Linked DNA regions of Mus musculus: region 1 is linked to region 2. The links are chromatin loops, found by intact Hi-C in ENCODE. Cell type or tissue: gastrocnemius. All regions are shown on one strand. Each heading gives the region's core, and the rest is flanking DNA. Links, peaks and the distances in the headings are about the cores only. Region 1 overlaps Dffb (DNA fragmentation factor, beta subunit). Region 2 holds the start of Tprgl (transformation related protein 63 regulated like).

Evidence for each region. Hi-C counts contacts between places; a loop is a spot of excess contacts. Peaks named below come from ENCODE experiments on the same cell type or tissue, not always from the same donor. Only the 100,000 strongest peaks of a DNase experiment are listed, where the experiment ranks them.
Region 1: it touches region 2 in a loop (2.4-fold over the local background); 3 of 42 quality-filtered maps call a loop at or near these places.

What each region holds. Positions count from the first base shown.
Region 1 is chr4:153,960,490-153,972,241 of GRCm38, reverse strand. It overlaps Dffb (DNA fragmentation factor, beta subunit), which reads left to right. Exons shown (of 7, transcript NM_007859.4): 4 at 582-661; 5 at 2,131-2,301; 6 at 3,049-3,149; 7 at 6,629-7,793. The coding sequence ends at 6,872. A430005L14Rik (RIKEN cDNA A430005L14 gene) reads right to left here. Exons shown (of 4, transcript NM_175287.4): 3 at 11,250-11,711; 4 at 10,317-10,752. The coding sequence ends at 10,651. Among named protein-coding and RNA genes, the nearest start is that of Dffb, 8.7 kb to the left of the region's middle. In gastrocnemius, for the core only: no CTCF peak of the experiment used is centred there; a DNase peak (open chromatin) is centred at 5,396.
Region 2 is chr4:154,157,254-154,169,005 of GRCm38, reverse strand. It overlaps Tprgl (transformation related protein 63 regulated like), which reads left to right and starts at 8,322. Exons shown (of 4, transcript NM_026388.2): 1 at 8,322-8,651; 2 at 8,745-8,921; 3 at 9,584-9,737; 4 at 10,441-11,521. The coding sequence starts at 8,377. The coding sequence ends at 10,635. In gastrocnemius, for the core only: CTCF peaks have their summits at 1,738 (motif pointing left) and 5,486 (motif pointing left); DNase peaks (open chromatin) are centred at 1,741, 5,501 and 8,257; H3K4me3 peaks cover 2,579 bases; H3K27ac peaks cover 2,676 bases.

The DNA.
Region 1 (11,752 bases), core at 1,306-9,305, 200 kb after region 2:
AACGAAATCGGATGCCCTGTTCTGGTGTGTCAGAAGACAGCTACAGTGTATTTACATATAATAAATAAATAAATCTTAAAAAAAAAAAAAGAATCTCATTGGCTAGAGCCTATTGAATAGGCTAGACTGACTGGCCAGCAAACTTCTGGGATCTCTCCCATATACTTCATATCATCCCTAGGTGATTTAAGGTACCTGATGCAATGTAATCCTGGGAAAGTAGTAGTTGGCTGGTCTCTACGGAATAATGGCGAGAAACAACTGCCTAAGGAGATGGCTCAGCGGCAGTGCTTGCTGCTTAAGAACGATGATCCGAGTTTCGATCCTGAGCCCCCATGTGAAATCCAGGAGTGGTGGTACTTGTCTAACCTCAGTATTGGGGGACAGAGCCAGGCAGATACCTGGGGTTTCCTGGTTGGCCAGGAGAGCGCAAACAGTGAGCTCCAGGCTTAGTGGGGAGTCATAGAGAAAGACACCCAGTGGTGACCTCTGCCCTCTGCATGTGCATGCATGGGTACGATGCAAACCATGAAAGTGGCCGTAGTCTGCCTGTGGATTTCAGGGCGTCCTCCTTCTTGCAGGTTTGGAGTCGAGATTCAGGAATAAGTCGGGCTATCTGAGATACAGCTGTGAGAGTCGGATCCGGGGTTACCTAAGAGAGGTAAGGCCACATTCAGGTCATGCCGTGAGTGCTCAGCACAAGATGGGGACCCGTTGGTGGGGTTGTCACCCCTCTGCTGATGCATATCTGTAAGGTTGCTACTAAGTCAGCAGAAGGCACCTTAGAGAGGCAGGACCTTCCTGTCCCGTGCGTCTGGTCTCTTCTGCACTTTAGTCTCTGACCCCTTGTCCAGCAGGCATTAAAACCTTTCTGGGCTGTGTCCTTTGGTTAGGGTCAGAGGCCTCAGCCTTAGCTCTTCTGTTTGACAGAGATCCTGTTGTTTTAGAGTAACATCAGCTTGAGTCTTATGCAGAACTTAATGGCAACTGAGTTGTGATGTGAACTTAATTCTATTACGGATTTTTCCTGTGTCTCCTCCATTGTCCCGATGACATTGCCATAATTGGGCGGTAGTTTCCCCCCAGTACTCTCCTTCTTTTTCTCTGGGAACATTGCAGTCCTCTGACCTTGTAAAAGTGGGACACAGGACTGAAGATACTTGCTGTTTGGGGTGTTTTGTAGATTGGCTCTGAGTCACTGGGACTAGGTAGCAAGGTCTCAGCTCTTGAATAGATATAGCCAGTGGCTCCAGCACAGTTATGCCTGAACTCCAGGAGGACGCTGTCCTGGTGCCCTGAGCTCCAGGAGGAGGCTGTCCTGATGCCCTGATACTCTGCCTGGCTTCCTTTTAGTGAAGACATGGATGTTAGTGAGGTACAGAGTGTTAGGAGCCAATCTATAGTGCGTGGAACCTGCCCATTCTGGGGGTATGAGGCACCCATCACTGGGCAGTGGTTCACCAGGTGAGCTTTTAGGCCTTTCTGCACTGGGCTCCACATGACTCCCTTCATCTGGATAGGATGAGCAGTCTGGATGGTTTGGGGAAGCAGCTCAGCTCTTGGGGACCTTTTTTCCCTGCTCTTCTTGTAGGCAAATTTATCAACAGGAGCTTGGGTAGCTGCATAGTAGTTGGGCAGTGTCACAGGCTTAGGGCGTGCCCATCTGTCTGTCTTGTACACTATGCCATGCTTAAGCGAGCTTCTGCTGAAAGCAGACCCTTCGGCCGCGTCCTTCCTTCATGATCACGCCCCACCAAGTCTTCTGAGCTTGAACTAAGTGTTAGTGTCTGTGGGGAAACCTGACATGTGCATGTGTTCACAGAGCCCCCTGATGTATTGAAGCTTTCTCCATTTCCTATGGGTGTGGAGAACCTGCCTGACTAGCAGGCCTGATCCTGTTTCATGCCCCCAGCCTGATGGATTGCATCATTGTGTTGGTCCATCTCGTGAGGCCAGAATGCTTTTCCTAGGCAGTGACAGTTGTGCAGCGGTCAGACGCTCTCACTGTAGAACTGGGCTGGGGCAGGTTCCTGGCCACCAGTGCTTGGCGTGGGTTGGTAACCGAATGCAGGTGTTAGGGCATGGGCAGGGCATGTCTCAAGCTCGGTGATGCCTCTGGCTGTCTCACAGGTGAGCGCTTACACCTCTATGGTGGATGAAGCAGCTCAAGAAGAGTACCTGCGAGTCCTTGGCTCCATGTGCCAGAAGCTCAAATCGGTGCAGTACAATGGCAGCTATTTCGACAGAGGTGCAGAGGCCAGCAGCCGCCTCTGTACTCCAGAAGGATGGTTCTCCTGCCAGGTAAGCCTCTGCCTTTTGTTCTGGGGCCACTAAGAGTACTGCTGAGCATAGCCCTCCCTGGGGAGGAGGCAGCCGATGACCCAAGAGGGGATGGATGGTAGCGTATAATCGTTGGGGTGGCAGTGTACCGTACCATAGGAGCACAGGAGCATGCCGGGAATAGCAGGTCTGTCTGCTCCTATGTGGACCTGTAGAGGTTCCTAGAAATGGATAATGTCTCTAGTAACAGGGATGGAAATGCCTTTATCTTTTGGAAGCTCAGGATAAGATGAGGGATAATAAAATAGCAGGGGGCAGGTAGAATTCCAAGGACAGAGTAAAAAGATGTTTATGTGTTTGAGTGTTTTGCCTGTGTGTATGTCTGTGCACACATGTTCCTGATGCCTTCTGGAGGCCAGAGAGGGTGTCGGATCCCCTGGAACTGAAGTTATAGGTGGTTGTGGTGTGAACTGAAGTTATAGTGTGGTCAGAGGATAAACCACACCTGGATTTTACATGGGCTGCAGGGATCATACCTGATTCTCAGGCTTATGTGGCAGGCACTTTTTCCTCCTGAGCCACCTCCCTGGCCTGAGTGTGACTCCTCCTGCCTTTGCCTCCCAGGGCTGGGGATACAGGTGTTGACACTGGCTGTTCGTGAACTAAACGACTCGTGGGGCCAGTCAGTTCCTGCAAGCTTGATGGGTGGGAGGAGAGCAGTAGTGTCCTCACTCCTGCCTTTCCAACGCCTGTCCTTGCTCACTCCAGGGCCCCTTTGACCTGGAGAGCTGTCTTTCCAAGCACTCCATCAACCCCTATGGCAACAGAGAGAGCCGGATCCTCTTCAGTACCTGGAACCTGGATCATATGTAAGTGTATGTCACCACGGTTCAAGTTCACTAATCAGAACTAACACAGCATCTTGGGGCCCAGTCCCTGCTCAGGCATCTCAGGTTTGGTGTGTTGTACCTGTGTGGTTCAGGCCCAGAGACAGACCCCACAAGCTTTATGGAAAGGTTCTGGAGAGATGCTTCTGTCCTACCAGCTGTCCGTGCCTGATGCTCAGCTGTCCCTCTGCCCTCTAGCCTCCCTGTGTGGGTGGATGTGGCGGCCTGGCTCTTCATGGCCCCATTTTGGCCACTAAGGGGCTGTTGCTGTGTGTTTGAACCAGAGGAGCCAGCTCCGGGGCTGTGGTGTGGGAGGACAGGGCCAGCTCCGGGGCTGTGGTGTGGGAGGACAGGGCCAGCTCCGGGGCTGTGGTGTGGGAGGACAGGGCCAGCTCCAGGGCTGTGGTGTGGGAGGACAGGGCCAGCTCCAGGGCTGTGGTGTGGGAGGACAGGGCCAGCAGGATGGCTTCACAGCTGGGCAAGCTGCAGTCTCTTCTGCTGAACCCGGTAGGGGAGTACCTTGTTTCTGCAGCCGTGGCTCTCTCTTGACTGTAACTACCTTGACCTTGCCTTATGAAGGCAAAGTGTTCCAAGTACCCCCAAATGGCTACTCTTGGTATCAGAATAATTAAAAGCATATAAAAAGTGGGTGTAGCTGAGGACCCCTTCATTCCTCTGTGCTCCAGATGAGAGACATCCCTGGCTCTGACCTCCAGTCTCTTTGGGGGGAGTTAATGTCCGTGGTCCCCCTCGGAGTACTTCCAGCCTTTTCTGGGTGTTCAGTACACTGTAAGTCCCTTCCTGTCCTCACCACCACTTGGTGTCACTGTGCCTCTGTATTCTCCTGCCTGAGGTAGGTACCCACTTGGCTGCTTTTGTTTGATTCCTGGTCCTGGGGAGGCCCAGGCCTCTGTAGCTCTCCACCAGCACAGCTCATTCTCCCCAGCACAGCTCTCTCTCCCCAGCACAGCTCTCTCTCCCCAGCACAGCTCTCTCTCCCCAGCACAGCTCTCTCTCCCCAGCACAGCTCTCTCTCCCCAGCACAGCTCTCTCTCCCCAGCACAGCTCTCTCTCCCCAGCACAGCTCTCTCTCCCCAGCACAGCTCTCAGGCTGCTTGCTTTCTCTGTTCTTTACTTTTGTCCTGGGCACTAGTTCCCTCCTGACTGTCTGTGTGACAGATGTTGTTGCTGTATTTTTGGCACATTTTTGATATCTTGTATCATAACCAGATGGGGTGGCTGTGGTAAGCCCTAGAAGGCCAGGCCCCAGTGTGCACAGATCCTGCAATTCCTCCTGCAGATGCAGGGGCATCTGCTTGCCCCTGTTGTCTGCAGCTGCCTCTGCCCTGCCCTGCGCTTAGCTGCAGGGGTTGTCTGCTTTTATTTTCACTTCTAGTTTCTGCTCCTTTGGGCTTTCTCTCTGTTTCCTAGATTTGCCTCTTGTGTTTTCACGTCTGCTCAAGGCAACATGTTGTCCAGCTGTTCTGAGGTTGCTATTTTGAGATTAAGGTGGCTGCCTTTTCTGGTGTGTCTTTGGCCTGTCTGTCTGTCTGTCATTTTATGCTGCTCTGCTCATCCTTTCTGGGCTCTGGTACCTGTAAGAGGCTGGGACTCTGCATGTCCACCCTGCTTTCTGTCTCACCTTCCCTGGGCTAGGTTTTTGTTACCTTCACAGCAGGCGTCTCTTGTTAGCACATTAGTAGCAACAGCACACCACCTTTTGTCTTGTCTAACTGAGACTCTCCTACTCTGGTCCCTTGTTCCAGTTGTCTACACATAGTGGCTGTTTAGCATCTATTCAGTATTTCATTGCGTGAATAAGTGGGTTTGAATTAATCTCATTAGCCATTTGCTGTACCTCCTGTGTGCCTGGTCTCACTGTATGTCCTGAGCCCGCCTGTCACCCCTCTCTTCCAGGGCTCTTTTCTCAGCATTGTCCCACCTGACCTTGAGCTTACACGGTGGTCATATCATCATGGTCAGTACCTACTTACATCTCCCACTCCTCTGCTCACTGCCTCCTGCCTCTCCCTGGTCTGCTCTGAGTTGCTAATGATTGGTCCTAGCGCTTCGGTAAGGAGGGCCTGAGGGTGAACTCTCTCTTGCCACTTCTACCCTGAGTACTGGAGAGGGGCTGTCTCACACTGAGTGTGGTGTCACTGGCATCTAGGTGTCCTGTGCACTCCGTGAGGGAGACTCATCACTGTTTCCTGGCATCTGCTGTGGACCTGCTGTCAGTCAGCATTCTGCCTCTGGTGGAGATTGGCTTGAGTCCCTTAACTGAGAGCAGTGTACAGTACAGACAAACCTTTCCTTTTGGCTCTGCCGTGGCTTGTCTTCCATGCTGGAGAGTTCTGATTCTCCTCTGCAGTGTCCTGGATTCCCGTGGGCATTCTGGGACCTTCTTGCCACCCACTGTCTTTATGCTGGCTCTGCTTGCACACTCTGGCTCAGTGCTGCTGTTTTGGGGTAACTTCCTGCTGTGGATTCAATTGTGGTTCCTCCCACCCCCCACACACATTGTAACTGTCACCTAGTGAGACCGTATCTGGAGATGGGTCCTTTGAGAGACAGCTAAGGTGAAGTGAGGTCATAGCAAGCAGAAAAATCCAGAGCTGTTAAACATGGAGTTAAACACGGGGGAGGTGGTTTGCCCTCCACTCATCTGTTCTTGCGACTGTGTTTGGACCTGAAGTTCTCTCTCGTGACCAGTCTTCTCTTCTGGCTGTCAGTGTCTCTGGGGCACAGAGTGGATCTGTCACCCCTCTCTTCCAGGGCTCTTTTCTCAGCATTGTCCCACCTGTGGATTGCCCCAGTTTCAGTGGCTCTGAAGCAACATGACATTGTCTTTGCTTGCCACTTCTGTCACATTGGCCATACCTACTTGGCTCATGTGCCTGTGGGAGACACAGGCCTGGGGTCTATGGGCAGCTGTGTGACATGGGTACAGGAACAAGCAGGAGTCAGCAGGGACTGACAAGTGCTCGCTCACACATGAGGCTTGGCTCCGTTGAATGGCATGCGAGGGACCCCTCTCAGCTTTCCCCACACTCCTTTCAGTATGGTAAGCTGCGCCCACTACTCAGGTTTGCAAAGTAAGACAAGCAGCATTGCTTGCGCTGGAGTCTGTACACCGTGGCCACCCATGGCCCATGTCAGGGATGGGCCAGTGTCAGCAGCCCACGGAACACGGTGCTGGACTCCTCTGGTGACTCATCCCTAAGTCCTGTCATTTTCTCAGTTGAGGTGCCCTCTTCCTAGATGACCCTAGCTTGTCATATTGACAAAAACAAAAAAAAAAACCAAAAAAACAAAAGAACAGTCGGGACTGCAGGAGGTTGCCTGCCGTGGTAGACACTGCATCCACAGACAGCGAGTGTCTGTGGCTCACGGGAGCGTGCACAGCAGCCCGTAGTGTGTGGCACTCACAGTAGAATGGTTGTCTCCCCCTGACTTGGTAGAATAGAGAAGAAGCGCACCGTGGTACCCACGCTGGCTGAAGCCATCCAGGATGGGAGGGAGGTGAACTGGGAGTACTTCTACAGCCTGCTCTTCACTGCCGAGAACCTGAAGCTGGTGCACATCGCCTGCCACAAGAAGACCACACACAAGCTGGAGTGCGACCGCAGTAGGATCTATCGGCCTCAGACAGGATCCAGGAGGAAGCAGCCTGCTCGGAAGAAGCGCCCTGCTCGGAAGCGCTAGTGACACAGCCCAGTGTGCAGAGGACGGTCAGTGCCGGTGCTCATCGTGTTCCTGTGGCAGGGTCTTCACGCTCACCGCCCCAGGGCTGAACTTGGCCACTGTGATGTGTGTGGGGTGCTAGTTTGTGCTGAGCTTTTATGGCTTCTATTTCTACTGCAAATGGCAGCTCTGACTATACGCCTCTGAAAGAAACGGTGCTTCTGGGATAAATGTTTGCATTTTATAACGAACATGCAGGACATCCTCTGCTGCATTGTTTAAAATGGCAGAAGGTGGGAAGCCATCCAGATGTCTCCTGGTGTGAACAGCCAACTGTGGCATTATTTTGAGCCATGTGAAACTGATGTTTTTAATGGGTTAAATAATGGCTGTCATGAATTTCATGACTCAACACTGATATATGTATGTACGCACGATTGGAGCAGGTTTAAACTTTCATGTGGAGAAATAGGGAACTGTTAAAGGCATAGATGGCTTTATCTGTGCAGGGAATGACCTTGAACTCATGATCTTCCTGCCTCATCCCTAGAGCTGGGACCACAGGTGTGCACCACCACACCTGGCATTTGGTTTTGTAAATGTGTGTCAGCTTGTGCATGGTCTGAGGAAATGACACTCTGTAACCCTGGGGGATTCAGCAGGGCTGAGATTGATCACCAAGTACAATCTCCTACATCATGTATTTTATAATACTTCATTCTGCTTTTTCTCTGAGACCGGGTCTCACTATGTAGCTCTGGCTGGACTGGAGTTCACTATATAGACCAGCCAACCTCTGCCTCCCGAGTGCTGGGATTAAAGGTGTGTGCCACCACGCCCAACCTGAGTTTATTTTTGAAATGGGCATTTTATATATTTTGTAATGTTTGGATTTTTATATTTGCCATGTAATCAGAAAAACAATAAAGTGTTTCTAAAATAGACATGTCAAAATTTTTTGAACATATTGAGGAAGATGGGGCTAAGGGTGAGATACTGGCAGGCAGAAATTGAACATTTATCTAGGTGAGTTCATCTTCACAGAGGTGGCAGGGCAGTGCCCGAGGCAGCCAGCCAGGTGGGGCTCTCTGAGGACCCAGCTGCTTGTCTTAGTCATGGATGCACACTGTTCACAATGTGTCTTATTCTGCTTTTCTGTCCTTCTCAAACACCCCAGGACGTGCACAATCACTGCCCCCTACAGAATTGTTGCCAGGACTGGGCTTTCTGAAGTTTGATGTGTGTGTCTGTGTGTGCGTGTGTGTGTGTCTGAGTGTATGCTAGTGCACCTCGTGAATGCAGGTGCCAGGTCGGTACGATCGGGTACCTTGGAACTAGAACTGCAGGGGGCTGTGAGCCATTATGTTGGAGTTGGAACCCAGTCTGGGTCCTCTGTGGAGCAGCAAGTAGAAGCTGAGCCTTCTCTTCAACCTCAGGTTTGCCATTTGTGGCCTCTGTCAGCCATGCCCCTGCCGGTGTGCTGGTGTGCTCTGCACCCCTTTTGACCGGAGGTTCTGTCTCTCCAGTGGGATGCAGAACACTCATTGCAGCTGGAATGAAAAATGAGCCTTGAGTGAAAGGCAGAAGGTTGTCCTAGGTGGGACATGTTTTCCTGCTTCTGGGCCCTCAACTGGTTGCTGATGAGAAGTATCGCAGATAGGAGCTGTCATCCAAACCCCTCCTGACTCCCAGGATAATGTAGGCAGTGAGCCCCAGAAAAAGTGAACCAAAACATATGTAGTGACTCAGATGAGCTGTCTGCCCCATGACTTTGTCACACAGTGAGAGATGGCAGAAAAGCCTGGGACTCATGAGAGCATAGCAGGTATCAACTGCACAAGCTGAAGGGCAGCGAGCAAAAGGTTTAGAAGCCAGAGTGCTGTGAGCTGCTGCCAGCTACTTGGGATGAGGAGTGGGCTTTCATTCCTGAGCGAGGCAGGGCCACCAAAGGCATCTAGGAATGCTTCTGGCTTAAGCTGAGTCCAGAGAAGGAACTGTTCCCAGGAGGCTCTCAAGAGCTTGTCCCCTGTGCCATGGGGAACTCTGTCTGCCCCAGGCCTGGGCCCATTTGATCTTTGGGAAGACTGGAGTGGGAACAACAGGTCTTCAGCAAGGTACCAGGTGACTGACCTTCAAAACTATCCAGGGCCTGACTGGGCTGTCTCCCATTGTCTGGGGAACCTGGAAACCAGACTTGTTTCCTCTGGACCCTGCGCTGAGGCCCCCACTCCCACCTCCCCCATCCGCTACTGTCTGTTGGTGGCCTGCTATGTTCACGGCTCTCTGCATCTTGGTGCTTGTCTCACAGGTGCCCACGACTGGACCCACCTGCAGGTGCTCAACTGCAGAGGCACGGGGACAACCTGTGGAGGGCGATTCTTTCTACCATGTGGGGTCTAGGCGTTGAACTTGTATCAAGCTTGGCAGCAAGCGCCCTGACATGCTAAGCCAGCTTGGTGGACTTGCTTTGGTTTTTTTCTGTTCTTGTGTTGTTTGCTGCTGTGGACTGTAAGCACACACTGGAACCTCTCCCAGTATCCTTTGGGCCCGATCCCACATCTACCCACCACCGTCTGGACTTTCAGAGGATGCCTGTGTACTTGTAACTCTCCCTTCATGACAGGCCAGGGACTCGGGTCTGTGACTGCCTCCATCTCAACAGACCCTCCCAAATCCTCAAAGGGTTCTGGTAGCTTCCTTGGGTGGGCAACTGCTGAAACGGAGCTGACTGCATTCACATCATAAGACCAGTTAAGATGGCAACAGTGCTACTGCTGAGGCCTGCTGCAGGCATCTTCCCACACTGTGCCCATCAGCAGAGTGGGCTGTAAGCAAGGAAATGCGTACCCCAGGAAGGAAGCAAGGTGGCCACGGCACATCTGTCTCCTTGGTAGGTATACCGGGATCAAGGGTGTGCTGACCTTCAAGTCCTATGGCAACCACACAGCTGTCTCTTTCCCAGGGGCTGGCATCTAAGGCCATGCAGTGCTGCCCACGGCTATTGAACAATGACTGCAAGCAACAGCTTTAAATAGTGGTTCATCAGCCAATAGGTCACAGGTGACCTGAGCAGGTGAAGATCCTAATGAGAAAGGATCTCAGTGGAAGCTGAGGTGACTGTGTGTGTGTGTGTGTGTGTGTGTGTGCGCGCGCCCATGTGTGGGTGTGCGATCTGATGGGGGTGGGGTGGGCAGGCCTGTCTGAACAGGAGCAGAACTGTAAACTCCTCATAGGCTTGGACCACTTGTTGCTCTTGCTTAGGAGCCAAGTTCAATTCCCAGTACCCTTGTGGGTAGCCTCTATCCCAGTGGAGGGGCTGTCACCCCAACTCCAGTCAAGCCCTGTACCAAGGGCCTTGCCTTTCCTGCTTGCTAATGGGCCTCAAGAGTGCTCCTAGCCCAGGACACAGTTCACTTCCTCCCTTGATTCACAAATATTTGAAATGACACTTTTGTGAACACAGTATTTCTTTAAAAGTATTTTCAAAATATATTTTATTTCTTTCTCATATATACTTTGCAAAAACTACCAGGTCAAATGGTTAGCGCCACTCAGAAACAGGAGTCCTTCCAGCAGAATTCATCCCCGGTGATCAGTCTGGCATGGAAAGTAAGCCTGTTACCACAGCCAAAGCTCTCAGGAGTTTTCCTTGTTTTCCACTGCCCAGCCCCCTGTGCCAGCATGGTGCGCCTGGGCGTCTGTGCCAGCCAGTGACACTGATGTCCACCTTGTTCTCAGAGCGTGTTCTCTGAAAGATGCCATACAGAATCTTGACACCGGCTGCAAGGCGCCCGCAGCTCTACCCCTCAGCGTCATCCTCGTCATCTTTGGCTCTGAAGTGCATTTTTCTGAATTCTCTTCTGCTCATGGAAGGATAAGATGAAGAGGCTGGTGGCAGATCCTTAGAGGGGAAGAAAGCATGACTTCAGTCTTAAGTGAGATTGCCAGGGCATCCACATTCATACTTGGCCAGTCCGCTCCGGCTCTGCAAAGCAGGCCTGTTACAGACCCAGGAAATCTGTCTAGGCACAGGTCCCTTGGTAAGAAAGATGCTATACTCCAAACAAGAGATGACAACAGACATGGTCACATGTTCATGAAATCATAGATCTGAATTCCTAACCTTGTGTGAGGTCCAAGACACAGAGGGGGGGCTGAAGCCAGGGACGCTACCTTCTCAGCCTTTCCATCTGAGCTGCTTCCCAGCTTGTGAGCCTGTGTGTGTGTGTATGTGTGTATGTGGGTTACACACCATAGTTCATTTTTTCCCCTTGCATTAACATGATCAATTATGTTCACCTTGGTTTCGTGTACCATGGGTACACAATAGAGTGGGAGCAGGGAGCTGCAGTCTGGTGCCCAGGCACTGCAGGAGAGGCAGGAGGAGGCAACACTCACCTGCATAAGCTCGACATTCCCGAAGAAGCGACTCACAGGCATGGGCTGGTTGCTGTCATCATCTAGAAAGATGCTGCTGTCCATCTGAAGCACGGATGCCCGCACCTCCTCTGTCCTGGGCACAGGCTCTGCCTGTCCGGCAGAGCTGTCATCGGGCTCCTGGGCTGCAGCGGCACTGCTGGGTTCTGTGGACAGGCCATTCTCAGCCTTTACTGAGGGTTCCTCACTCGCAGGCGTGGAGCAGCCCTGAGGCGGCTCTCTGCTCTCTGGTACAGAGACAGCAGCCTCAGCACTGTCCTCCGCAAACTTATTTTCACAAGGAGCCACGGGGGCCACTTTTGGCAAAGAAGAAATGTCACTCTTAGGGTCAAGTTTTTGTAATTCTGCCTTCACAAGGTGACCTTTGTCATACTTGAACTTTTTGGAAGTTCGTCTGTCCGTAGCTTTGTGTGATGAGGAAGCCTGCCAAGAAAGAAAAATGTAAGAGAAAATCAGACCCATTA
Region 2 (11,752 bases), core at 1,724-9,723:
CTTACTGAAGAGAGACAATACGAAGTAAAATGGCTTTGCTAATTTTACAAAGGTATGTGGCCTCCTGCGTGAATTCCTAAACCCCTTCAACTTGAAGGTTTCCTTGGGTCAGAGCTTTACTGACCCTAGGCTATTCCATCTCTGCCCATGTCCCGTCCAGGCACCAGGCCTCTGTGCCAGGTGAAGAGTCCTGGCGGGTATCAGGTGCTTCCTGTGGTTAGGTTAAGACGAGCATGTGTCTCTTAAGGTGGGTGGCGTACACATGGGCAGTGTGTGGTCTGTCCACTATCCCCGGACAGAGTCCTTGTTCCCGGGCAGGTGTGGGTAGATGAAGCATGGACCACACACTCCAAGCACCTGTCACTTAGACAGATGTTGGCTGGAGCCTCACCCCAGCCCCAGAGAGACAGACCCTTTTCCTGTCCAGTCTGGCTCCTCAGAGCATGGGTGATGGTTGAGCATCTGATTGCCCAACACAAGAGTGGAGCAGAGAGGACACTTACAGTCTGTCATTGTAATCAGGACCTGGGGATATAACTCAGTTGGTAGAGTGCCTGCCTAGCATGCTTTCCAAGGTCAAATCTCCAGCACTACACACACTTGCCCTGGCGGGGGGGGGGGGGGGGGGGGCAGGGGGCGGGGTGGGGGAGGAGTCAGGGTAAGCAGAAGTTTAATGCCATACCGGGCCAGACGAGACCTTATCTTAAAACCAGCCAAATAAACAAACAAAAATGCCCCCATAAAACTAGGAATCAAATGACAATGTATTTAATACAGTTCTGTAACTCACAGCAAGCATATTGCAACTTTACAGCTAACAAATTACGACAGCTGGTTGGACATGATTATTTCAAATTGTCTCACGGGCTGGAGTGACAGTCACAACATGGTCAACAGGGCGGCTCAATTCCACGAGGTGTGCACTCGGCTTGTCTCCCCATCACTCAGAAATAAGTGCAGGGGCGAGTCGAGGGGGAGAGCGCACTCCGGGTTCATCAAGTACTTGCATGATAATGTCCTCATGTAAACATGCCTGTGAAAATGCATAAGGCACTTGGCTCAGGAAGGTGGCTGCTTGCTCTGTTGTTCAATCTGTTGTGTGTATTTTCTCACTCGGAGTCCATCCCTGTCTGCCATTCAGGGAGAGGACGAATGGCTAGCTGGTCACCAGGATACTACTGATATCATATTCTCTCCTAGCTCAACACATGCAGCACCCGCTTCTGGGTGTTTCCAATGACTGCATCTAGAATTGTTGTGTCAGTTGTCCTTCCTTGCTGGAACAAGACAGAGCAAGAGCTGGCCACTGAGACCTTCCTGATATAACTCTGGGTATTGGCTTTACATAGCTGTATCCATAGGTCTGAGAAATCCGTTACTTGGTTTTCCCTGCAGATACTTTTAAATTTTTTTATTAGACTCATTCATTTATTGGGTATCACATGTGCCGCTGTGCACGTGTAGGGATCAGAGGACAACTTGATGGAACTGGTCCTTTTCCTCTATGATGTGTGCCACGGGGGTCAAACCCAGGTCATTAGGCTTGTCAACAGTCACTTTTACCTGCCGAGGAATCTTGTTGGTCTTATAATGGCAATTCTTGGTCATTGTTCCAAATTAATTTAGAGGTTAATCTATCCAGTTCCTTTTAGTTACTTTGGAATTTAGCTGCAACTGCCTTAAATGTGCTGTCAAGAACCTCAGGATATCTGCAGGAACTGGACTGTTGGCATGGCGCCCTCTTGTGGGCTTGGGCATATTGACGAACCACAGTGCTGGCTTCAGGAGGAGGGTGGGCCATCAGTTCTATCCTTTATTGAAAATAGGTCACGTGTCACATTCCACTTTAGGGTCTGATCATCCCATTCACAGGGTAAAGATCGAATTTGCCCTTGAGTCTGGAAAGATAAATCAGTGGTTAAGAGCACTGACTGCTCTCCTAGAGGACCTGGGTTTGATTCCCAGCACCCACATGGCCAGTCACTCAATGCTCTGTAACTCTAATTCCTAGGGATCCAATGTCCTCTTCTGAGCCTCTGTGGACATTGAGCATCATGTGAAACACAAATATATTTATTAAAGCAAAACATTAATACACCACACACAAACATTTCGTTGTTTTTTTGTTTTTGTTTTTTGAGACAGGGTTTCTCTATATAGCTCTGGCTGCCTTGGAACTCTTTCTGTAGACCATTCTGGCCTTGAACTAAAAGATCCACCTGCCTCTGACTCCTGAATGCTAAAGATTAAAGGCATGTGCCACCATGCCTGGCCCACACATATATTTATTTATTTAGTCCTGAGTTTTCACGAATTGAGTGGTATTCACACCAGGCCAGAACCCGTGGCTACAGCACCCACCTCCTAGGATCTCCTAGGATTTTCCCTTCCTCCGTCCACCCTGCCGCCGTGGCTTCCACCAGCAGTGTGCTAAAATGTCACTGAGTCACAACCCTGATGACACTCTGGGTTGGACTTTGCTTGGCAGTTCATCCCAAGGAGACAAGAGGCGAGGCTGCAGTTCCATTTTTTTCACACTTGGAGAACAACTGCTCTCATTTTCCTAAAAAGCACTCCCCCCACACCTCCACTAGCCTTGGCTGTGCTCAAGCTCACTGTAGAGACCAGTTTAGCCTTGAATTCACAGAGCTCTGCCTGTCTCTCCCAGTGGCATGGATTAAGGCCTTCACCGTTGTTCCCCGAGCAGACGATACTTTTCGCTGTCCTTGTCTCATTCTCTACTGGAAATAATTAGAATCGTCTTTGGCTGGAGGGAAAATAATGTGGGGAAGAGGAGAGCTCGAACCACAGCGCTAATTTCCAAAGCAAACCGCTCCCTCCTTTCCCAGAACCATGCTGGCTGCCTGCTCTCCAGCCTGACGCATCTCAGAGCTGGAAGAGATAGCCCTCCAGACAGAAACCCAAAGTACCCCAGCAGCCACAGGGACATCAGCTGCTGAGCCGAAGGCCACCATCCCAAGAGGACAATCTAGTGTTTTGTCTGAGTTTTCATGTCAGCTTCTAACAGGTGAGAGGCTAGCCTAAGTGATACCAAAGGTTGGCTCACAGCCCAAGAGCCACGCCTGTCTTTGATCCCAGTACTCCACCAAGGAGGCTGAGGCAGAAGGATCGGAGTTTGGAGGCTGACCTGTGCAACATGTTAAGACTCTCTCTCTCAAAAAGCAAAAGAGAAACAGACACCTAAAGTATCATCAGGTCCTCAGGTGCAGTGTGGTGACCACAGTCACCTGTTTGGGCAGATGGCATCATTAGGGGTGAGCAGAATTTGGCAAAACTCAAGAGACAGATGGGGATAGTCTCTGGAGAGCAAAGCACACATGCAATGCCCCATCTAAACGACAAACGATCCATTTACAAGCCTGTGGTTCGCCCATTCCCACATCCATTTCTAAAGCTCCAACCCTGCTGTGAGAGAGAAGCCAAAATGGAAGGCCCCTAAGTACGCTGACTCACATGGGCTAAGGCTCACTACGGGGTCAGGGCATAGGATTTTGCCCAGGGCTTAGGCTTGGCCCTGTTGGCGGCCAGCTGCCTGGCCTATACCACTCACTCTATCCTGACCTTGAGCATGACATGAAACCTAACTATGTCCCTGGAGGCTGGCTCCTGCTCAGTAACTGAGCATCCAGCCTGTCCAGCTTCAATGGGTATCTAGCTACTGTCTTAGTTTCTGTTTTCACTGCTGTGATGAAACACCATGATCGAAAGTGATTAGAAGAGGAAAGATTTATTTCTTCTTACAACTCTCAGGTCAGAGTCCATCACTGAGGGAAGTCAGGCCAGGAACTCGAGGCAGGAATTTGAAGGCAGGAACTGAAGCAGAGGCCGTAGAGAGATTCTGCTCACCACTGCATTACCTCCCAAGGCTGGCTCAGCCTTTCTTATACAACACAGGACTACCTTGCCCTAAGGTGGCACCACATGAAATGGGCAGAGCCCCCCCCCCCCATATTACTCACCAATTAAGAAAATGTTACAGCCGGGCGTGGTGGCACACGCCTATAATCCCAGCACTCAGGAGGCAGAGGCAGGCGGATTTCTGAGTTCGAGGCCAGCCTGGTCTACAGAGTGAGTTCCAGGACAGCCAGGGCTATACAGAGAAACACTGTCTCGAAAAACCAAAATAAATAAATAAATAAATAAATAAAAGAAAAGAAAAGAAAAGAAAATGTTACATAAGTTTGCCCACAGGCCTGTCTGGTGGGGGCTATTTTCTCAACTGAGGTTTCCCCAATGACTCTAGCCAGTATCAAGCCGATATAACGCTACACAGCAGACTGCCGTCCAGCCACCATGTGGTTTCCCAGCATAGGCCTGGCCTGGCCCATCCCAGGCCTCCACCCATCACTGTATATCTACCCTTTACCACAGGGGGGTCAGGGAGGAAGGCCTGGGATGGCAAGTGTATGGGATATTTACCCATCACTGCAAGCAGGGATGGTATCTGTTCACATCTGGGGAGATGGCACATCTGAATTGCATAGCTTCCCTAGGAAAGCCCATGTCCTCATGCCCACATCCCCCCGTGGGGCCTGATTTGGAAACGGGGTCTTTGGTGAAGTTACTGAGAGAGGGGGTCTCAGATCAGATCATTCTGGATTATCAGAATGGGTCCCTGTAGGAGAACAGAGAGGGAGATGTGAGAGGGGACATCAGGGAGACAACTGCCAAGATGGGGCTGGGTGGTAGGAGCTGTGCTCTTTCTCTAGTCCCGTCTGTGTGTGCATTTAACTCATGTGTGTATATACGTATGTCTCAGAGTGTGTGGAGGTCAAAGGACAATCTACATGAGTTTCTTCTCTCCTTCCACTGTGTGGGACCCAGGAATTGAACTCTGGTCATCAGGGTGGCAGCAAAGACCTTTGCCTGCTGAGCCACCTCTCCAGTCTGGGAACCCGGTTCTCTTTCAAAGTTACCTCTGCATCTGTTGTGGATTCTTTGACTCAGTGACCGAGGTTAACATGGGAAGCACAACAATCGCAGAGCTTGGGGCAGTGCGAGGATTGCCTCCTGAGGCAAACTTCCAGCGGTGCACACCCTGTGCACGACCCAAAGTGCAGCTGGCTCTGGAAGGACCACACACACAACAATCCTCCGTGTGTGTGTGTGTGTGTGTGTGTGGTACCAGCTCTGGAGGAGCCCCATGCAGCTCTGAGAACCCACCCCAGCGTGCTCAGGATTCTCACAGGTATCAAAGGTGGGGCTCAGTCTTAGAGGAAGCATCTCAAGTGGCAGAGCATGTGGGAGGCCTGGGATCCATTCTCAGCACTTCAAAAAGGAGGGCCCGCTGAGTTCCCAAAATGCTAAGTCACAGCATCAGGAAATTAAGGCAAGAATCTGCTTGTTATAGCTGAGCTTCTGAGTCTTCTACAGAAAGATAACAGCTTCATCTAGGACTTGAAAACATCCCATACCTGCCAAACTGTGATCTCCCAGGGAGGCCATGTGTGGGTAGTTGCGCCATCTGCTGACCACTTTGGGAACAGCCTCTTGAAAATCCCTGGCAACGGCTAGTGGACCTCAGGACCAACCCAAGCTCTGGGCCCCCAATACCTTACTCCCTAGTCACAGTCATCATGTCTTGCTCCTTGCCCCCGCCGTGACCTGTGTGCACACGTGGAGGTCATCTAAATGCTTCATCGCTTGCACCTGCCCGAAACACCCTCCCCCCCCCCACACACACACCAGTTGAATTATGTACCTGTTAATGATACACGCAAGTCCCAACCAGTCTCCATGACTCTCACCATCTTTGGAAAATAGTCTGTGAACATGATCAGGTCAAAAGGGGGCCGTTAGGGCAGGCCTGTGCCAACGTCAGGAATCCTTACAAATGAGAAAGCGACGATGACTATGGAAAGTCAGCCAACGGGGAGAGGCAGCCACAGGCTGAGGGACATCCAGCATGGCTGACAACACGGGAGGCTGGAAAGGCAAAGGAAGACATGTGCCCTCAGGTATCAGAAGGACACACATACATGCACATGCAAGCGCACATGCACACACACTGTGGTTCTGGCCGTCTGGTCTCAGCAACCTCACTACATGCTTCGGTTACTTCCAGCAAGCCAGTCTGTGGTCTGTCCTGGCAGCCTCACGTAAGATATAATGGTGTTTATTCACAGTGTGGATACTGGAGACTCCTCACGGTAGTAAAGGATTTACACTTCTGTAGAAGCCAGGTTTCAGAGCGGACACCTGCTGCTCGTCCCCTCTGCTCCGGACAGATACAGAGCACCTGCTTAGCCGTGATCCTTTGAATGAGAGGCTCTAAGTGCCAGTATCAGAAATCCACCTGCCTCTGCCTCCTGAGTGCTGGGATTATAGGCGTGTGCCACCACGCCCGGCTGTAACATTTTCTTAATTGGTGAGTAATATGGGGGGGGGGGCTCTGCCCATTTCATGTGGTGCCACCTTAGGGCAAGGTAGTCCTGTGTTGTATAAGAAAGGCTGAGCCAGAAATAGATGATGTTTCTCTCTCACACCTAGGATTCATGCATGCCACAAACTTGACATTTGCTTATTTGTGTTATTAAACATTATTCTTATGTGCATTGGTGTTTTGTCTGCATATAAGTCTGTGTAAGGGTATTGGATCCTGGAGTTAAGAGTCGTGAGCTGCCATGTGGGTGCTGGGGATTGAACCCCAGTCCTTTGGAAGAGCAGCCAGTGTTTTTTGTTTTTTTTTTTAAAGATTTATTTATTTATTTATTATATGTAAGTACACTGTAGCTGTCTTCAGATGCACCAGAAGAGGGCATCAGATCTCATTACGGGTGGTTGTGAGCCACCATGTGGTTGCTGGGATTTGAACTTTGGACCTTCGGAAGAGCAGTCGGGTGCTCTTACCAACTGAGCCATCTTACCAGCCCTAAAGGTAGAAGCCTCCTTGATTTTTTTTTTTTTTTTTTTTGGTTTTTTTCGAGACAGGGTTTCTCTGTGTAGCCCTGGCTGTCCTGGAACTCACTATGTAGACCAGGCTGGCCTGGAACTCAGAAATCTGCCTGCCTCTGCCTCCCGAGTGCTGGGATTAAAGGCGTGCGCCACCACGCCCGGCGCAGCCAGTGTTCTTAACTGCTGAGCCACCTCTCCATCCCTGGCTTATTGCCTTATATGCACTTATCTATTCATCTCCCCTTTCTCTGTCAGCTTTCAGCACACTCTTCACATCCACAGCGGTCTCAGGAACCTCTGTGGGAATTCACGTCATCGTGGCTGCTCCCACCAGTGTCCCGGAGACCTCATTGGACTGGATTCTCTGACGAAGCCACACTGTAAAAGGTCCAGCAGGCTAAGGAGCCCTCACAACGGTCAGGAGACAGACTACAGGCCTGAGCTGTATCTTGGGCTGTCATTCACTGATGAGTCTAACCTATGTCTTGGTGACTGTTAGAAAAGACTTTTGGGCCACACTATCATAGCGGTCCATTAGCTCCATCAACCCAGGCACACTGCTGGCACCCCCGTGGGAGCAGGAACTCAGGGACATCTCGCATGGCTTCTGTCCCAGGGAGAAGCTGCAGGGCCCAAGAGCATCCTACGGCGTTTCCTTCCAACTCCCCCCACCCCCCGCCCCAGCAGCACTCTTCGGTGACATGGTAGCTTACTTGTGCGTATCATGCCCAATATAAAGAACCCTCTGACAGCCACCTCTGACCTGCACACACTCCTATCTCCAGTGTGCACACACCCTATAAACCCACACTCCCAAGGTGACCACGCCCAAGGAGTGCAGCACACTCCTGAGAAGCCTCTATCTGAGGTGCCCCGACACAGTGTCCACAATCCTCAGACGCGCACACACCCATTCCCACGCTTTCACAATCCTCAGACGCGCACACACCCATGCCCACACTTTCACACTCCCCAGGCATGCACACCTCCTAAGTGCGCCGCACACCTCCGCCCGAAGTGCACCGTAAGCCCGAAGGTGAAGGGCACGGAGCCAAGCGAGGACACACTGTCGGGGCAACGCCCTACGCACGAGCCCCCAAGTGCCCCCTTCCGCGCGAGTCCATGGCGTCCCTTTCCCCGTTCTCAGCCAGGAACCCCCGACCGGCATTTTTTTTTTTTTTAACTCGCCCTTCCTGTAAACAGGAAGTGGCTCCGCGCGTGGCGGCAGCTTCCGGCCCAGGAGGGGCCGCCGTAATCATGAACGGCAGCACTTTAGACCCAATTGCAGAAGACAGCTTAGGGGAAAGCCAATCGCGAGACGCAGTCGACGGAGCTGGAGGCGGGTCCGGAAGGCGGGCTCTGCAGGACTCAACCAATCACAAGGCGAACGAGGGAGGGCGGGGCGCGGCCGGGCGGACGCCGGGGCGGCGGCCGTCGGTGGAGGCTGCCGGTGGCGGCGCGATGCTGCAGCTGCGGGACACGGTGGACTCGGCGGGCACGAGCCCCACGGCGGTGCTGGCGGCCGGCGAGGACGCGGGTGCGGGCCGGCCTGGGGCGGGCACACCGCTGCGCCAGACGTTGTGGCCGCTGAACGTCCACGACCCTACACGCCGCGCCCGCGTCAAGGAGTACTTCGTGTTCCGGCCCGGCACCATCGAGCAGGCGGTCGAGGAGATCCGCGCCGTGGTACGGCCCGTGGAGGACGGCGAGATCCAGGGGGTGTGGCTGCTGACCGAGTAAGCCGGCGCGAGGGGACTGCGGGGACACTGGGCGGGGGCGGGCGGGGGCAGGCGGGGCTCTTGGTGATGGGCGGCCCCTCTCCTCTCCAGGGTGGACCACTGGAACAACGAGAAGGAGCGGCTGGTGCTGGTCACCGACCAGTCGCTGCTCATCTGCAAATATGACTTCATCAGCCTTCAGTGCCAGCAGGTGGTCAGGGTGGCGCTCAGCGCGGTAGACACCATCTCCTGTGGAGAATTCCAGTTTCCTCCGAAGTCGCTCAACAAGTAGGTGCACCAGCGCACTACACGGCAGGGCCCCAGCGGATCCTGTAAGTGGTATTGACCCACTCTCTTGTGAGGTAAAGGTCTCATCTTGAAGAACCAGTGGAAAGGACCTTTAAGTAGAGGCTGGTGATTTCCGGGTTGCTCAGTACCTCCTTGAAAGGGATGCTGGCACAGTCGGCCACTCTGTCCCCACTAAAAACCATTCATTTAAATACCGTTAAGATACATGGAATCAGAGCCCACTGTCATAAGCTATGTAGGGAGTCTGGGAGTTTTAACTCCAGCAGGAGGGAGACACAGGGCATGTGCTCAGTATTACTAAAAATTCGATACATCGCAAAACACCTAACAGCCTTCAGAGACTGGTTGGCTTGCTATAAAAGAATTATTTGACTAGGGACTCCAGGAAGCTAATGGCTACTAACTTAAGCATCATTCAGTAACATTAAGAACAAACACGGCCATAATTAGGCCAGGTTGGACTGTGTGCCGGTTTCATAGGCTGCAAAGGAGGCTCATTAACTTGTTACGCTTTGGAAGTGTGTGAAGCTGTTAGTGGAGGCCATTGTTACACTAGGTCACAGGTTCCCCAGCCATCCCTGATACTGAATGCAATGTTGTATTCCTGTGGTAAGCAAGGCTTTCTCCCCCTCCCCCATCAGGAGAGAAGGCTTTGGGGTTCGCATTCAGTGGGACAAGCAGAGCCGCCCTTCCTTCATCAACAGATGGAACCCCTGGTCTACAAACATGCCCTATGCCACCTTCATAGAACACCCAATGGCTGGCATGGACGAGAAGACAGCGTCTCTGTGCCATGTAAGCAGGCCAAGGCCACTGTCAGTGTGAACCCTGGAGGTGCAGTTCCACAGTAGGAAGCTAGGTGGTGCTGTTTAAGAACAGAGTCACCATCCCATTGCAGGATGCTCAGTCTGGACTGGGTGGGTGAGCGAGCATGGGAAAAGCCCACAGTACTGGCGGGGCTTGGCAGGTGCTGCTGGTGACACAGGTACTCTGGAAGTTCCCAGGAGAGGTGCTGAGGGAGCGCTGAGCATTCTGCACAGTTAGAGTAGGGCTGAGAAAGCCCTGTCACTTGGTGACATCATAGTCCTCATGAATTCCTCCATCTGTGATGCTACCTGTCAGTCAGTGCACAGCACACCAGTGCAGGCAGCGTGTGCAATTACAGCATCACCTGCTTAGTGAGGTGCACTCCAGAGCATGTGCGTCTGTAAAAAAGATTTTCCACCTGTTGGCACTGGCAGTACCTTGTCTCAGGCTGCCGAATCTCCTGACTGCATCTTTAGAGATAGACTGGTACTCTCTAGGTTGGACTTAAGGCAGGTCCCTTCATGATGTTTGTACATGATGAACCACCTGATGACACAGCTCATAGGGCCCAACCTGTCATTGGTGATGTCATCACTATGTGGTATTTGGGAGGATTTGAACTCAGAATCCTCGTTTCCCAGTACTGCTGTCTTGGCATGAGGTTAAGGCTCCATGTTTATTCTCTTCAAAGTTGGAAAGCTTCAAGGCTCTCCTGATCCAAGCTGTCAAGAAGGCCCAGAAGGAGAGCCCACTGCCAGGGCAGGCGAATACCGTGCTGGTGCTGGAGCGCCCCCTCCTCATCGAGACCTACGTGGGGCTCATGTCCTTCATCAACAATGAAGCCAAGCTGGGCTACTCCATGACCAGGGGCAAGATAGGCTTCTAGACAGCTGCGTCCCGGAAACCAAGGTGGTGGGGACTCCCTGTGCCACCTCATGCCACCCACTGGCTGGAGGGAAGGAGGGCATGTATCCGATTAGAATAGTCAAGTGGATTATGTATATTTAGTTGGATATTGGACATCTTGGCAACACAATCTTACAAAGGCAGATTCAGCTGCCCCCATACCACTGTGTTCCTTCTGTAACGCCACGTTCTCCCTCCAGCATGCCGAGCACAATGTCCACCCACTTGTGCTGTGTAGACTGTTGCATACAGCTGAGTACAGTGAGCGGCTTCTGCACATATTTAACTCTCCCTATATATTAACTCTCAAGTGCTGTATTTTAAAATTCAGCCCGTTTTTTAAAAAAGCTAAATACAGTAGCAGCCAGCAGCCAGTCACTAAGAAAGACAGTCTGCCTGGCAGCTCCTGGTGAACCTGCCTTTCTGTGAATGTGTCTGACTTAGAATCACACTTTATAAATTAATCCAGGTTGTGTTAATACAGCAGTTTTCCTAGGCCCAAAAGGTTACTCTCATAACATAAGCTAGCCCCTTCCGGAAGTCATGGTGGTGGGTTTCTATCATCCTGTCTCTGTTTAAAAGGGACTGAATAGTTGGGTTTTAAAAGTGCATGCTATAAACAGACGAGCATCCTAGAGCTCACTGAGCACTGCTGAGCTTTGACACGCCAGCCACACACAGCTTGCTGCTGTCGTTCTAGCCTTGCCAGTGCACTGTAGATGCTGGCCTGTCACTCTATACCTCTCGCTTTAGTTAACCGGCATGGATGTGACCGGAATGCCATGGCCTATCCAAGAGGAAAGGTGACCTCAGATGCACCTGTTTTCAGCCTGTGCTTTTGTTCTAGTAAAGACATTTAAACCAAATGGAGTTGCTCCTTTTTGAAGTTATTGTCACAGAATCAGGAGTGCCAAAGACTGTCTTGAGGACTGAAGTCTGGCTGACTGAGGACCCTTGTGAGCATGGTCCTCTTTACAGAAACTCAGATACACAAGTGTGCAGTCCTGGTGGGAACCCTGGTCACCAGTACAGACATACTGGTCTGTCTGCTTTCAAGGCACTTACTAGAGATAGAGAGGTTTGGGTGGGCTGAGCTC